Linked DNA regions of Mus musculus: region 1 is linked to region 2. A link is a loop called in an ENCODE intact Hi-C map of the cell type or tissue named here. Cell type or tissue: left cerebral cortex. All regions are shown on one strand.

What was found. Hi-C counts contacts between places; a loop is a spot of excess contacts. Peaks named below come from ENCODE experiments on the same cell type or tissue, not always from the same donor. Only the 100,000 strongest peaks of a DNase experiment are listed, where the experiment ranks them.
Region 1: a loop joins it to region 2, with 2.0 times the contacts of the local background. A loop is called at or near these places in 3 of 42 quality-filtered maps.

Annotation. Positions count from the first base shown.
Region 1 is chr10:28,547,785-28,555,784 of GRCm38, reverse strand. Ptprk (protein tyrosine phosphatase, receptor type, K) reads right to left here. Exons shown (of 32, transcript NM_008983.2): 14 at 4,029-4,167. Among named protein-coding and RNA genes, the nearest start is that of Themis, 120 kb to the left of the region's middle. In left cerebral cortex, a CTCF peak has its summit at 3,514 (motif pointing right); DNase peaks (open chromatin) are centred at 32, 1,310 and 4,075.
Region 2 is chr10:28,489,455-28,497,454 of GRCm38, reverse strand. It overlaps Ptprk (protein tyrosine phosphatase, receptor type, K), which reads right to left. Exons shown (of 32, transcript NM_008983.2): 12 at 4,268-4,541; 13 at 510-546. Among named protein-coding and RNA genes, the nearest start is that of Themis, 170 kb to the left of the region's middle. In left cerebral cortex, a CTCF peak has its summit at 3,962; DNase peaks (open chromatin) are centred at 273, 3,688, 4,034 and 4,458; H3K4me3 peaks cover 344 bases; H3K27ac peaks cover 1,088 bases.

The DNA.
Region 1 (8,000 bases), 58 kb before region 2:
ACCTGCTTGTTTTAACAGATTGTAGGAAGCCAAATGTTTGTAATATTTAAAACGTTGGCAGCACTGTGTTGAAGTGATTGACTCATAAAATTTTGCTGTGAAGCTGACTAAAACCTTACCTAGTGATAGAGACACTGCAGGCTGTATGCCTCAAACACAATTTCAATCTTTGAGCCTTGCACAGTGCTATTTCCTTGGACTGAACTACTAACTATCTTGGAGTCTAACAAAGTCAACTGAAGATGACTCAGGAAATTGAATGGCCAGTGTTCTCCAAGTTAGTCTTGTGACTCCTTAGTCAGTTCACAGGTTTTGTTTTTGGCTTGTTTCATAAAATCTCTAAATTGTAGTAAACAAACTCATTTTCCCCCATTCTACAAAAGGCTTTCAATGTCTCTGCCCTACTTACTACATTCTCTTTTATCAGTTTATTTTATAAGACCATACTAACAGTTTTACTGGCCAGCAAAGATAATTGTACATTATGACGCTTTTGAATAACTGGGAAAATATGTAAAGTGATCTTACACACATGTAGGCCTGATCTGGTTTGCATCCATTGAGCACAGTCTGAATGCTGTACAAATATTTCACTGGGGTTATTTTCACAAATGTAATAGAGTAGTAGATAGTGTAATACAACATCTAGAGTAGGAAGTTCAAGCCACATTTGTTACCAGATGTATAAATATATTGCTAAGAGGGTACAGACTTGATATAAGTAAATAAATGATGTTCTTAGCTGTAAGATAAAGCTACTCATGGAAAAATTGTAGTTAAAAATTAAAAGTAGCTGAATATACAGAAACACAATATCCCTTTTAAAAAAGATTATCAAAAGAGATAATACTCTATAGTTTTAGCGTCCAGAAAAATATTATTTTGAAAGTCTACCAAATGGACCACACTGCTTCTGTGGGCTTTTTGAAAAGGGGTATTGCATTTTGGACACATGTAGAGTTGTCATGACCCATTTTCTACTTACAGGTAGTAGGAGTAAGAGTAGTAGCTCCTCCTGGGAAGCAGATCACAGACAGTGGGAAAAAGAAGCAATGGTGAATGAGAAGCATGACTCCGTCGCATCCAAGAGAGCAGAAAAATGTGCGTTAAAAAGAAAACGAAACAAAATGAAATCTGGCTTCTTAGGCTCTGCATTGTACGTTGCCCATGCGTTGTTAGCGTTCTCTTGCCATGCGATTAAACAGACAGATAATGCAGCAAAAAAATAAAATTTGTAATACAGAATTAGGAAAAGAAAACAGTAACATGCTGACATTTCTTATATTGCCAGAGAACTGAAAAGTTAAATGGATTGTGTGTTTTTCAACATGCAGTTAAAGCGGTCTATCATCCATTGCCATCTGAATGTCATGACAGATGGAGCAGCTGTGTATAGAATGTGTATACTAAATATAGCAGTTTATTTTAAATACAAAACATAAAATTATGATGTTAATGTGTGCAAAGTAACACCTATATTTTTTTACACATTGGGTATATCTAAATGGTACACAATATATACACTTTATGTGAATACAGGTACCATATGCTACATATACATGAAGGTATTCCCACAGTAGATGCACGTGACCATGGTATACACAAACATTTACTGTATTGAAACATGATTTCAAGTTGATGTAGAAAGTTGTAATGTATTCATGCTGTGCATTTAAAATGTACACAATCAATGAAAAATGGCATATATTTGGAAATAATTCAACAGTGATTAAACTAAAAAATAAAATGACATTGCGTTCTGAAAAGTGCAATATCCCTTTCACATCCCAAGAACTTACTTTCTCTATAATCTCAGTTGTAAGGTTTTATTTGGTTGAATTCTAAGCTATTCCTTTGCAACCAAAACACACAGAACTACTTTCAATGAGGGAAATATCCCTACATATATTATTCCCAGTGAGGGATAGGCTAAAGCAACTTTACAATTTCTTGTGAAAAGGCAGGTGGTGAGAATGTAAAGATTTCTGTTTCCATTATTGTTATTATGAATTTCTGAAGTCAAATGAAACTACAGAATAACACAGAACCTTAAGCTAAACTCTGTCACATCCAGGACTGCTACATACTTTTGTGGTATAATAAATTACTCGTGGTTAACTCACACAGGGTGTGTGTGTGTGTGTGTGTGTGTGTGTGTGAGAGAGAGAGAGAGAGAGAGAGAGAGAGAGAGAGAGAGAGAGAGAGAGAGCACCTATGGGTTGAAGCCTTTAGAAATGTGCTGCAGTGAATAAGGAGTTAAAGCAATCCAGGCACGATTTAGTCCAGAAGGTGGCAAACACCTCATCTATTCTAAAAGATAATGGTTTTCCCCAGTCACATAGCTGCTGCCGAGGGAGCTGAGAGCTCAGGAGACTTTCTATCCAATACAACAATTACAAAAAGGTAAATGTGAACCACTTAATGGATGCTTGTTGATCTGATCATTGACAATGTAGACCAGAAGAAGCATCAGTGAAGGTGTGCGATTTTAGAGAGCTGTCAGAGACTGTTACCTCCCTTCCCCCAACCTTGCTTTAGTGACTGGCTTAAGCAACCTGAAGGACCTTAGCTTTCAGTTGTCATTCCAGGTACAAATCCATCAAAAAGAAGTAAGTCTCCATATAAAGAACAACTGCTACTAGGTTTAACTCCACTTTGAGGAGAACACAGGCAGAAGTCATTCTAATGCATCCAATCGGATGTGACATTCCACTTAAGGATGAAGCAGTGCTAAGTTCGCTCTCTAAGTCATTTGGCTTTTCCACCCTCCAAGTACAAACCTAAATTAAACAGAGAAGTAAAGTCTGAAGGTTCTTTTCCATGATTTTACTGATCTTTATTGAAAACCTAGTGTTTCTAAAATACTTAAATCTTGGCTCGACTAGGACGTGTTACCAATCCTAGAAGTCGTAGACAACAGCAAAGAGAAAGCACTGTTAGGGAAAAGCACATATGTAGCTAATTGAACACAAAACACTGTGGTGCATACCTAATGTTTCTAATGCAGATGTGTCTTCTCCAACATATATATCTCCGGGGACAATTGTAAAGAGGCAATATATTAAAATAGATGCTCACGGAATTGTGATTAACAGATGAGTCTTATCCATAATGTTAATGTTTTATTTTAAGTAGAAAGCAATAATAATTGCACACTATGAAGTTCACGGAATATAAGCAACATTATTTATTACACAATCAGTACAATTATAAAAGCAAAACCACCTCTACACATGAAGCTCTTAGAATGCACTCTCTATATAAAAATTATTTTCTTTTTTTCTAAAATGCTTCCAAATTATAGCATTATTTAAAAATTCATGATTGGAATGATTGAAGGGCCACACTAGTTTCAAAGACAATGACTTACAAATTCTGACAACTTACATAATGGTCAAGTAGCTCAAAGTATAAAAAAATGTGTATAAAATGCTTTTGAGCAAGAGTATACTTTTATCCCCAGAAAACAAAAGTTTAAATTCCAGGAAGTCATAATATCTTTATGAACTCCAGGAGGTGGCGACATTGGCTGGTATAGTATAAAAGATAAAGTTTAATTTAAGCATTTACTCTTCCTTTTTTTTTTAAATTAGTCAGTGAATATTTAATATACAATGTCATTAAACAACATTCTTAATTAGAGAAGTAAATGCATGTCTCACATGCAACCCATATTTTAAAAAAATTAATTAAAAATGAAAATAATTCCGACTTTGGCCCAAGCACCGTAACTGTATAGCCATCAATTTCATTATGCTTAATAATAACAACACTCAAAATAAGTTGAATTTCCCACGTATCTCTGAAGTTCAAGAAACTTATAGTTTTACATTAAATAAATGTTAACCAAGCTCTATGTTTATATCCTTGAACAAACTACAAATAGGTAAAGAAGACTTTACTTAAAAAGCCCAAATAAGAAGCTGAGGTGCGGGCACTCTTATGAGAATTTGTCAAGCAGCTTGGAAGGAAAACATGAAAATCAGTCGAATATCCGAGTGTGGGGTAGAGGACAGTATCAGACCTACCTCTTTTTCACAATTACTATGACAACCAGCAGGAGAAGGATGAACACTAGGATGCCAGCACTGATGCCCGCGATTTTCACCACTCTGTCTGTCTGCTTTGCCGGGTCTGGGATCACTTCTGGTTCTTCTGTTGCTGCTGCTAAAGGAATCAGAGAAACAGGTGACTGGAAGCCTCTTCATGCACAGGAAGATTGCCTCCAGGCAGAAATAGCCATAGGAGAACAAGCATGAATAGCAATAACCTGAAAATGTACATGCAGAAACGAGCTGTTCTAAAACATGGGAGTCTTAGGGTCAAGTTAAGGTAAAAAAAAATCTTTATTTTGCTATTCCATTTTAACATAAGGAATAAAAAATTGTTATTAAAGAGGATGGTAGGCTATTTTTCTTCAAATGCCTTAAATAGTCACAACAAGATTTTTAGAATTACTACACTGGGAAGAGATGGAGTCAGATATAAGTTACCATTTTTCACTTCATTTTTTTAAAATGACCTCTTAACTGGGTGAGGTGGCCCATGTAGCTGCTTATAATTCCAGAACTCAGGAACCTGAATAAGAGGGCTTGGGAGCTTCAGGCTAGTAAGAATTAGTTTATAATCCACCACAGAAGTTAAAATAAACAGTTTAAGCAGAAGAAAAAAAAAACATAAGGAAATATACCCAGAACTATTTCACATTTCCTCACTACTGATAAATGTAGGAAGTGACTTTAAGAAGATTATTTTTTTTCTTGATCCTTTCAGGCCCTTACTTTTTTTTTTTTTTTTTTTTTCTTTTCATTCTCAAAATCATGCTCAGCCCTCACACATGTCCACAATTAAAATAGAAAACTTTAATCAATACATAAGCCCCGGAAAGCCACTGAAGACATTTTCCTTTTACCTCATTTACCTTGAAACTGGCAAAGAAACTATTATTATCTGTACTTTACAGACACAAAACCCCCGAGGCTTAGAGAATTAAGGAGAGATTATGAATCACTCAAGGGCAGGCAGAGAATCTAATACATCGTCTATCTTGTAACACAGCACCTCTCACTTGCCAGGTTTATGACCCCCCACTGCTGAAAATATGCATCACAAAGGCCAGGGAGTTCTATGGATTAAACATATTGGAAAACTGTTTTCAGTTGCCAATCACTGTACCATGCACTTAAGAGTTCAGAGACCCTGGCTGAACGAACATGCTACAGTCAAGATCTACACTGAGCCTGTATATCTCCAGGAAAACTTGTCTATTCTCTTTAGAAAGTTATCCATCTGTTGCTGTGCCAACCTGTTAGTTCCTTCATTTGGCTTCTTTTGCTCCAACATCCATGTTCTATGTATCTTAATGTCTATTTTTTTTTCCACCCTAAAGTTGCTGGCACGAGGTTAACCTAATTTTTCAAATTAAACTCATGGTCATGATGATGATGATGGTGGTGGTGGTGGTGGTGGTGGTGGTGATGATGGTAATGGTGATGATGTAAACCTCTCTCTCAGTAATATTACTTCATTTTACTTTAAATCTAAACAGAAAATTAGTGTTTGAAAAAGTGTTAGTTCCATTTGTTAAAGAGTTCACCAAACTATTTTTTTTAATTGCACAGAATAAAATGTCCCAGTGGCTTAGTCACTATTACTCTTAAGCAGAGACTGTAAGTCCACACACAGCTTGCTTTTTCCCTAGTAAGTGGAGGAAGTTCGTTGGGCAGTGGTAGTATGGCTGTTCTCGGCATTACAGCTATAGGAAACGTCCTTAATTAGGAGTAGGTGACAATGGTACTTGCAGTTCGTCCAAGCCTGCCGAAGCTGTGCTGGCATCCCTTCCTCTTCTTGAGCAGTTTGATGGATGTGTACATACGCCTACTCATTGTGTAAGCATGAACGCCTAAAACAGGTGGGGTGTATTCCTAGGTAGAATGCAAAAATCTAAAAACAAAATGTTTATTGTTTGTAATGATCAAACTGGATTGGTTTACATAGGTACACTTTCACGAAGGAATTTTTAAAAGTGATATAGAAATCTCCTGAGAGAAATATTCATCTATGGGATAATTTCTAGAGTTGACTCACTCACTAAACTCTCTGATCTGTTGCTTCACTACACTTGACTTTCACAGAATAGAGATGATAATCCCTTGGTACTCTGACATACCTGACTTATGGAGTCAACTGCCAGTGCTTTGGACAATCAGTTCTTGTTAGATATGTTCTCTGTCTCTGTCTCCATCTCTCTCCTTCCCTCCCTTTCTTTCCCTCCCACCTCTCTCTCTGTATGTATTTGTATGTTGGTATGCATGTGTGTACATGGGAGTGTTCTATTTTGTTCAAGTGATGTCGTTATTTTAAAAACTGAGTTTCTCTCTGAGCTTTGTTTTGGGCTGGGAATCCACCTATTTTAGCTTCTTCACTTAGGTTAGGGCTATGTGCTGACATACCCAGCTTTTTATATGGATGTTAGCGATTTGAACTCCAGTTTTTCTGCCTGTTCAGCAAGCACTTTACCAACAGAGCTGTCTCCCAACCCCAGCACTCCAGCACTGCTTTTCTGTCCTTGATTATCATGGCACAGTACAATTGCATGGAAACATATTACACTCTTAAGATTCATACCATGTTAGAAATCATGTAGGTTTTTAGTAGTTTGGATAATGATGACTTGGGTACCCAAACTCAGGTCCTCACGCTTGTACACACACATGCTTGTACATCGAGTAGGGTCATTTCCCAGCCAGATCCATCTCCTTCATATAATTTAATTAAGCTGTAACATGTAGCATATGCTATATTTTATAAGAACCTTCAGAACTCCTCAGCCTTTCCATAGAAATGCACAAATGGACAGATAGGGTCGATATTGTGAATAGAAGGTCAGATATAAAGAGATTTTAAAATTCCATCCACACTGCGTGATTACATTATGAAACTCACACAAAATGACGGGCACGCAGCTTCAAATTCAGAGGATTAAGAATTTTTTTAAAAAAAGTTTTAACAGAAATAAATTTTTCTGAGAAGATAATGTAAATACATTCCCAGCAGTGGAATGTGCAATCTAAGAGTCAGTGTTTGCACAAAGAAACTGTTAAGCTTGATCATGGGTTCAGTGTTCAGGGCGCTAAGACAATTCATGTATTATGGGTATCCATGTGATCAGTTTAAAGTGATCATCCTCTTAGAGACCTCTTAGAGATGGATCCTATTTATAATTCCCAAATTGAAAAAAAAAAAAAAGAACGATCAAGGGTAAACATGCTTTGGAAGTTGTGGTTATAATTCTTGTGCAGATTATTGACTGTTAAATAATTACCAAACTTGAATGAGATTCTCCATATTTGTATGATGTGGTAGCCATTTTCCCTGAAATGTAAACTTTCTATAGAAGAATCACTTATTATTTCTAATATTATCAACCAACAGTACTTTTATAAAAGAAAATCTGGAAATTTATTAGTTTGGAGGTGTTTCTGTGTAGACAGCATCTTTCTATGAATTCCAGGTTGGCCCCAAACTCATCATGTAGAACAGGCCAGCATCTAACTGCAACCTTCCCAACTCAGCTTGCACAGATGGTTTCCTCTGTACACTTCAGTCACATTTATTTTTCTAGGGTTTTGCACGGCGAAACCAAAGAATATAAATAAAAATCCATTTTTATAAGATTAATAAATGGAAATATATAGTAGTTTTAAGCGAGCATTTCCTATTTTCTTCAGTGACAGCCATAACCTGTTAACGTGGTTACACCCCTGTGTCTCACATAATTTATGTTTGCACAAAGACAATGGAAAGTATCCTTTTCAGAGTGCTTTCCTTTGTCGTAAATCTTTTCACACTTTATTTGCCAGAGAGCATTCAAAGAACCCCCAGTTTTTAGGAGACTAGACTGGCATAATTCTTTGCACAATGAGAGAACAAAAACAAGTTAGAATTTTACTTTTACTGAGCACATTTATTAGATGCATTTTGGGGGGGGGAGAGCTAAA
Region 2 (8,000 bases):
AGGTGTTTGTCTGACTGTGGAGACGCATCTACATAAACATGTTTGATCTGTCTATCACACAAAGTTAACAGATTTTGAAGTAAGTATTTTGAACTGCTTTGGCGAAGCTTTCCTGATTGGCTGGTGGGTACCATTCACTCTCTCAGGCCCTAAGTGTAGAGATATGCCATTCTAAAGTTTCAAAATTCATCTTGTTATTGTAACAAGGTTCCTGTAGTTTTAAGCACTAGTGGATGTAGAACTTCACTTTGTCTTAGAGACACCCAAGTGAGTCAGAGAAAATGTGTGGGGTTTATCTGGACCCAGTACAAATACCCTATAATAGAAACACTGCATGTAATAGGTCTGAAACAATGACCAAAAACTCTGATTTCAGAAAGGAGTAGTGAATGGACTTAAAAACAAAACAAAACAAAACAAAACAAAAACGAGCAAGCAAGAAAGCAAACAAGCAAGCAAGCAAGGAAACAAGACAAAACCAAGTGGAAACAAAAAGGTAAGTCTCTTACCTTTTGTAGCAATTCGTACACATTGGGTTTTAGTTTCCTGGCAGAGTAAACCCAAAAGAAAGCGATTAATATAGAGACAATGTTTATTCATAAACTGTTATAACTATTATGAAGATAAGCAGAAGTTTAAACAATAATTATGACTGTAGAATTATAAAGATAAATTTCTTTTCCAATAAATAGTCTCAGCATTTTAAAAATTTTAAAAAAATAAGAAACTTTCTAGTAATTTTTGTATCTGTTTCACTTGGTAATAAAGCAAGCTTAGGTATGGCAGGGAAGAGTTGTATGGCCTTTAATCTGCATTTTTTTGCTGCCTCTTAAGCTATTAGAAAGAAATATGTATCTGAAAAGCTAATATAAATCAGAACAAAATTCTAATTTTATTTTCAACTGATAGCTACAGACTTTGAACAAACCTGATCATTACACACTCTCTTGTGGATCTAGGCATGACTGAAGAGCTAAATGATCGTTGTCAGAAAGATTATCAAGACATGGCATGCAGTTTAAATGTAATTTATCTGTTCTTTCTTTCCTTTGAATTTAGCTGTCAGAAACAAGATGTTTTTCAACACAGTTTTTTTTTTCCTCCTACCTTTATTACCAAGGTAGCTAGAAAAAATAGAAATGCAAGGCAGAAGAAACAAAAATTATTATTGTTATGTGGTAGAAAAAGATACACAGCTTTACGAGGGAGACTTGGGCTCTGGTCTCCCTCTTAGACACCTACTTCAGCCATTGTCTATCTTCTGCATTTGCTTTCTTTTCGTTTTCTTCCTTCATTCCCTAGCCTTTCCTTTCTTCTCTCCTTCTTTTCCTTTTTCCTCTTTTCCAGACAGTGTCTTGATAAACAGTTCTCCTCTATGAGTTTTTCCTTGGTCTCCCCAGATAGACAAAAATAGCATTATAGCTATCCAACCCTCACAACTCTGTGTTTATCTTTGAATATTCAATGGGCAAGAAGAGACAGCAAACAAAGTCAGTGAGTGTATCCAGTTTGATAATACCGCTGTGATCAAAACTGCCAGTGTGTCCTACAAACATTACTGGTATGTGTTCCAAACCCCAAAGGACAAAGGACTTATAATGGAGTATATATTTCTGTTGCCACTGCCACACAGGCTGTTGCTTAGGTGACACTAAACATAATAACTTATGAAGAGATTGGGTATATCATAGTCAGACAGGGCTCAGCACATCACTCCCTTTCTTCTGCCTTGGGGTATGAACAGACTTTTCTCCACATGATTGTAATAAATTGCTTTTATGTAATTCTGGATCTGTCTAATCTTCTCCCCATCCTGTCCTTCTTCTCCTGTTAGCCAGGTTTCACATTTTTTTTTTTTTTCTGAAAAACGAGGCTGTCTTTAAGAAGCATTTTATAAATCTATCTTCAGTGGTTTTATATGTTGATAAGAAATAAAGCAATATGCATACAATTCCTTCTCAAGAAATTACTTTGAAAGTATGTAAACTAAAGAACTGGGAGAGGAACAGGTCCTTCTGTTTCTTCACTGGGACCAGCGATTATCGTGCTCCTGTGTAGATCTTGAGATATTCTGATTTCCTGAGAGTAGTCCCAGTTGACTCTCTGTAGGCATTACCAGACTCTACTGGTATGAGGCTCATCCACGTTAAAGCTCTGTGTCGGCAATGGGAAGTGTATTGCTGATCTGTGTGACCTTTTACTACTGGTCCGCATGTCGTGCAATTGCGGTAAAATTATAAAATTATTTTTGTTGCTACTTTATAACTGTGATTTTGCTATTGCTATGAATCTTAATGTAAATATCTGTGCTTTATACTGGTCTTACATGATACCCTGTGGAAGGGTCTTTTGACCCGCCCCCCCCAAACTGTCATGACCTACAGGTTGAGAATGCTGCTAAACTTTGGTCAAATGATGGTATTAGAGAAAATCCCCTGTATGTACATACATTCATCTTCACTCTTACAACACAACAGACAGGTGAACAGAGTTAATTTGGAAATTCTCACGTCTCTAAAGACAAAAATTTAAATCTAGAACCCTCTTCTACCTGTGTGCTATTTGTATTTAGGTGGGGCTACTAATTTTTACCATGTCTCTGTTTGGAGCAACCTAATTAGTCAATTACTTTTAAAATAGGTGTGTGTGTGTGTGTGTGTGTGTGTGTGTGTGTGTGTGTGTGTGTGTGTATACAAGATGGGTTGTTAATCTTGAATGTCATTTTGATGGAAATTATTACCATGAAACAAACCTATGGGAAGGTCTGTTGGGCATTATCTATAAATTCACTGAAGCAGAAAGACCTTTCAAAAATGATAGGATGAGGATCCCAGGTCAGAGAGAGAGGCAGAGAGAGGCAGAGACAGACAGAGACAGAGAGAGAGGTTAGGCAGAACACCAGGACTCTTAGCTCTCTACTTTCTGCATGAAGACTGCTATGACCGCTCACTTCCTACCTACTCTCTCTGCCCTGCCTCCTGTTCCAGAGAAGTAACTCTCAACTGGTAATCCAAACAAACCCTTTCTCTCTTAAACTGCTTCTAGCCAGGCATTTGGTCATAGCAGGTGGTGTGGATGGTAAAGAAGAGTGAGAAGAGTAGAGCCTCCTTAACTATGGACAGCCTTTGCATGTACGCTATGTATTTAAAGGGTATTGGGCACTTTTCTTTGCCATAACTCTACACTGGCTACACTGGTATGCATAAAAATACAACTTGCATATAAAAGCAATACTCACACCCTCATGGCCCTCGTACACATTGGTTGTCTTCCAATTAAACTATTCTAAGAGCTAATATGACTCATACAATTGGTTGTCACATACTTTACATCCTCTCCCAGGTGTCACCTTACAGACTCAGTTATACATAAGCAACCATTTCCCACATAGCTTCAAGCCCATCAAAATGCCAGTGTTCGTCTGGATTTGAAAATTGTTCAAGTTTCTCAACATATTCTTTTTACCCTACTGCCTTATCTCAAATAGAAATAAATAAATAAAAACAAAATAAGTCTTAGAAAAGAAAGTCTTTCAAAGGGAAACAGCATGGGAGGAAAAGGCTAGGTTGTTTCTCACTTGTGTCCCGCTGAGCGCTCCTCTTCAATATTCATTTGGGATCAGCCCCAGTGTTCAAAAACAACTGTGTCCAAAATGGGAAAAGGAGGGGCAGCCAGGGACAGGGCCAGCCAACTTCAGTAATGGCTCAGCACCCAGCCTTAGCAGGCAGCCTTCTGTTTAGGTTCTGTCAGCTGGACCGCAGGCGTCCCATTACTTTGTAATCAGAGGATTGTTACTTGTTATTTATTATTTGGCATGTACCCCCTGAAAAGCTTATAAGGCCTTTATTAGCCCAGTGTGGAACGCGCATTCTGTTTATCCTGAAGTAAATTTAATCTTTTGAAGCAGCCACTACTGAGCAAGTGAGGCAGAACAATGCAGGGAATTTACTGAGGGTGGAGTCCTGGCGGCAGCACACCCACCTTTTCAAATCACTTTGTTCACAGTTGCACTGTGGGCATTCCTGAAGAAAGCGCGAGCTAAGGCAGTTACTAGGAAACAGGAATCCTGTGAAATGCTGCTGGCTCTCAGCCTCAGTCCTTCAGTCAACTTGCAAGAGCTGGCAACAGAAGCACTACACATCCATTTTCTTTCCCTTTGTTTTCTTTTTCAATTTTCCTTGACAAACGCCACTGAGTGTTTATAAAATATAGCCACAGCTTTACTTAAGATCAAGGGGAAAAATATCCAATCTGAGAGTAATCTCACCTTCTCCACACTGCTCATCGCTTGGAAATAGATGTTGTATCCTTTGCGGGGGGCCAGGGGAGGGTTCCAAAAGCCTTTATAGGTCCGGTTGTCACCCACGGTGAAGGGAGCAGGCTCGGGAAGATTCCCAGGGGGAAGTTCTGCGGCAAAGTAATAGGGCGCGCCCCCACTTAGGGCGTTCTGGTATGTAACCGGTACCTGGTAGCATTCCATGGCCCCTGCTTCACGCTTCGTTCGATGTGGGTGTAGCTGCTCCACAACAATTTGATAAGCACTTTGGGGGAAAGAAAGAAATGTTCACACTTAGTATCTAACATATTAAGATGTTTGGAGAAAGGAACAGGAGGTTCAGAGTGGGCAGGCGGCTTCCCAGTGCATGTAACCATCATTAAGCCCCTTTCCCATAAAATGGTGTCTCGAGAGTTCTGCTGCCACAGTGGTGAGCTTATCAAGGAACTAAGACAAGTAAGAAAAATCACCTTAAAATGGTTCACATTTTCAAAGACCGAAAACTAAGCCTCTCTAATAAGGACCTGGCTTTAACCAGAGTCATATCATAGATTAAGTTCTTTGTCTTAGTTTTTTTTTTTTTTTTTTTTTTAAATAGAAAAAGTTAACATTTTCTCGTGAAATTACATCAGGGAAGGCGCAGCTCCAAGGCCCAACAGAATGGTGGCCTCCAGGAGGCATTGGAAGCTACGGTCTGCAGTTGTCACAGGCTTGGACACTCGAGGCGCTGACAGGCTTCTCCACCTCCTGACCTCGCCTGCATCTCTACTGCCTCACAGCTATGCAGATCCGAAGCACAAGTGACATGCGACAGGGCGGGCACAGATGGACACAAATCTGTCCCCACAACAGAAATAGACTGGCTCCTTCTTCAGGGCTTGTTAATAATAAAATGTTACAAATTGGAGAGACAGATGGCATTTGGCCTATTAAAACTCCAACCTGAATTGGGAATCCTTTTCTTAAATACATTAGAACTTTTCCACAACAGCTTTTATGTTGTAAGGTAAATGAAACCCCACAAATTTGAAATAAAGATTTATGTGATCATTTATTTGTAAGGTTCTCAAATTCATATGTCAATAATGTCCTTCCTTTGTGGAAAATGTCTCAAGTGAAATAATCTAGGTAAATATTATCTAAAAGTTTGCCATTACTACTAATATATTTTCCATACTTTGAATGTACAAACAATTAATATATTTTAGAATTGTTGAAAACTGAAGGAAATTCACTGTGGCTTTTAAATTCAGTGAGAATAAGTTGTGGGTGAGGTCTCTATGTAAAAATCTTGAGACTTTAAGCAAATATATTTCATCTAGGCCAGTGGTTTGTGACTCCCACAGGGGTCACACATCAGATACCCTGCATGTCAGATATTTTTATTATGATTAATAACAGTAGGCAATGTACAGTTATGAAGAAGCAATGGAAATACTTCATGTTTAGGGGGCGTGGTTACCAGAACATGACAACTGAATTGAAGGGCCCCGCACTAGGAAGGCTTCAAACCACTGTTCTAAAATGTGATCCAGGCTTTCTAGAGAGGGATGACAGCCAGCATTCAATAGGTCTGTAGTAGGGTGGAAGATGCAAGACAGTGCTTTTTGTTAAGGAATTTCCAGAGAGACCAAGAGAGAAAATCAAGTGTGCATCTAGGAGATTGAAAGAAATTCAGGGTTTAAAGCAACATTCCAATTTAAATATGAGCCATTATACTTACAAGCAAGAGACTCCACAGCCTCAAAGAAAAGATGATATTATTTAGAGTTTTACTTTCTTCTTTAATATTGAAGTTTCTGTTTGTTTTCCTGTTAAAGTACTGCTAACATGTCAAAAGGCTGCTGCCTATTTCTTTCTCTTTTGAAAAAGGACATAGATGATATCAATGGCAGAAACTGAGATTTGAGCTTGTGACCAAGGCAGACATCTGTTATTTTACACTATGGAAACTGTACCTCTGCCAAGTTGGGTCACCACGCTTGGAGCAAAGCTACTGACAAGATGCCTGATTTCTGCCTCATCCAGGGGACAAGCATTTGTCTACTATGGACAATATAGGAACTAGCAAGCAGACAGACCCTGAAGACCCAAAGAAGAAAAGAGCTTAGTTGCCATATGCCATGCTAGGTAGACCTAATCCTTATTTTATTTTGAATTTATTATCCATAATTATATGTTATATACTTCTGTGCCCTGTGTATACAGCTACACAAAAATTAATAGATGTATTACACTCTCCAGAAAAATTTACGTTTATGCACCTACTCTAACAAACAGAATGGTGATTATCTATCTTAGCTAAATAATGGAAACTAATCTCTAAAAAACCCAACTTCTTAATTATCTCATACATCTCAAAAAAAATCTAGTGTATGCTAACTCTTAATTCATTCCATTCATTTGACATATTTAACATTCTACTTTCATGGTTTTTCCATTTCAATTAAATTCAGGAGCTATGCAACCCAGCCTGGGGCTCTCCAGACTTATGTGGAGCAAAGCAAACTGTTACTGGGGGAGAGAAGGGAAGAGAGGCAAGTTCATTCTGCACTTTAGAACCTTAAGCCTGGCTCCAACTGAGATAATCAACAGGCTAGACCGAGCTAAAGATTTCACATATTTCATTTAAAGAGAAAATTTACAGAAGGGATGACTCTATGAGGTGTATAAAATATGTAAATTTCCCACATTAACATGGGCTTTCCTTTTAATTAATCTTTTATTTACTAATAAAGATGACTTACGAAATGAAGCACACCGTTGTTACTACTACTAAAAACCTGAGGCAGAGAGATATGAGGCCCTATTAAATTTTCCATGTGCCTTCCATTCTTCCTTCTTGTGTAATGACCAAATGTCTGGGACCCCGTCCACCGTTCACATGTGAAATCTTTTCAACCATAGGATGTGATATTTGGTGATGGAGATCCATGGAAAGCAACCAGGCTTAGATGAAGTCTCAGCAAGGGCTGCTTTGACCAGATTGGGTTTCCTAGACATTGGAGCAATGAAAACTAAATGTATGTTTTTGAGACCCCTTGGATTTTGTTATGAAAACATAAGGCTGAGTATATGCATACTTTTTCTTCAGAAAGCTTACCTCCAAGAATATTGTCTAGATTGCTCTTTGTGCAATGACTGAAATAAGGTGGGAAACATGTTCCTCCCTTTCACACACACTCTGCCTCATCAAGACAAGCATCTTCACTTCATTAAACTTAGCTCTGGGCCTGGGTCTTTTTTAGTCTCAGCAATGTTTATTCCATAAGCTGACACAGGAACTACTTAATTTTATATTCAAGTGTGGTTTCAAATGGGATAATGGACATTTAACTAGGCATTTGTAGGATGAGCAAATCACTTTTTTTTTTTCTGGTGAGGTTATTATTTAGAATATGCCCAAATATATTCACTTTTTGGTCTCAGATAAAAAGATCTCTAATCCTTCAAAAGTTCTCAACATGTTTGAGTAATGAAGCTTTGCTTAAGGAGCATCCTTACTAGGAATTTACTTCTGCTTGCTGCTTCACTGACTTTACTCAACAACAAAGCACTGGGCAGTTCTGCATAGGCACAGAGGATTCTGAAGTGAAAAAGTACCCCTCCTTCTCAACTTTCTATTTGCTTTCCTGTTTTTGAAATTGCCAGGCTTCTATTTTGTTGAAATGCTTTGTAATCCTCAAAAGTATGTAGCCCTCATATGTATAATATATGATAATAT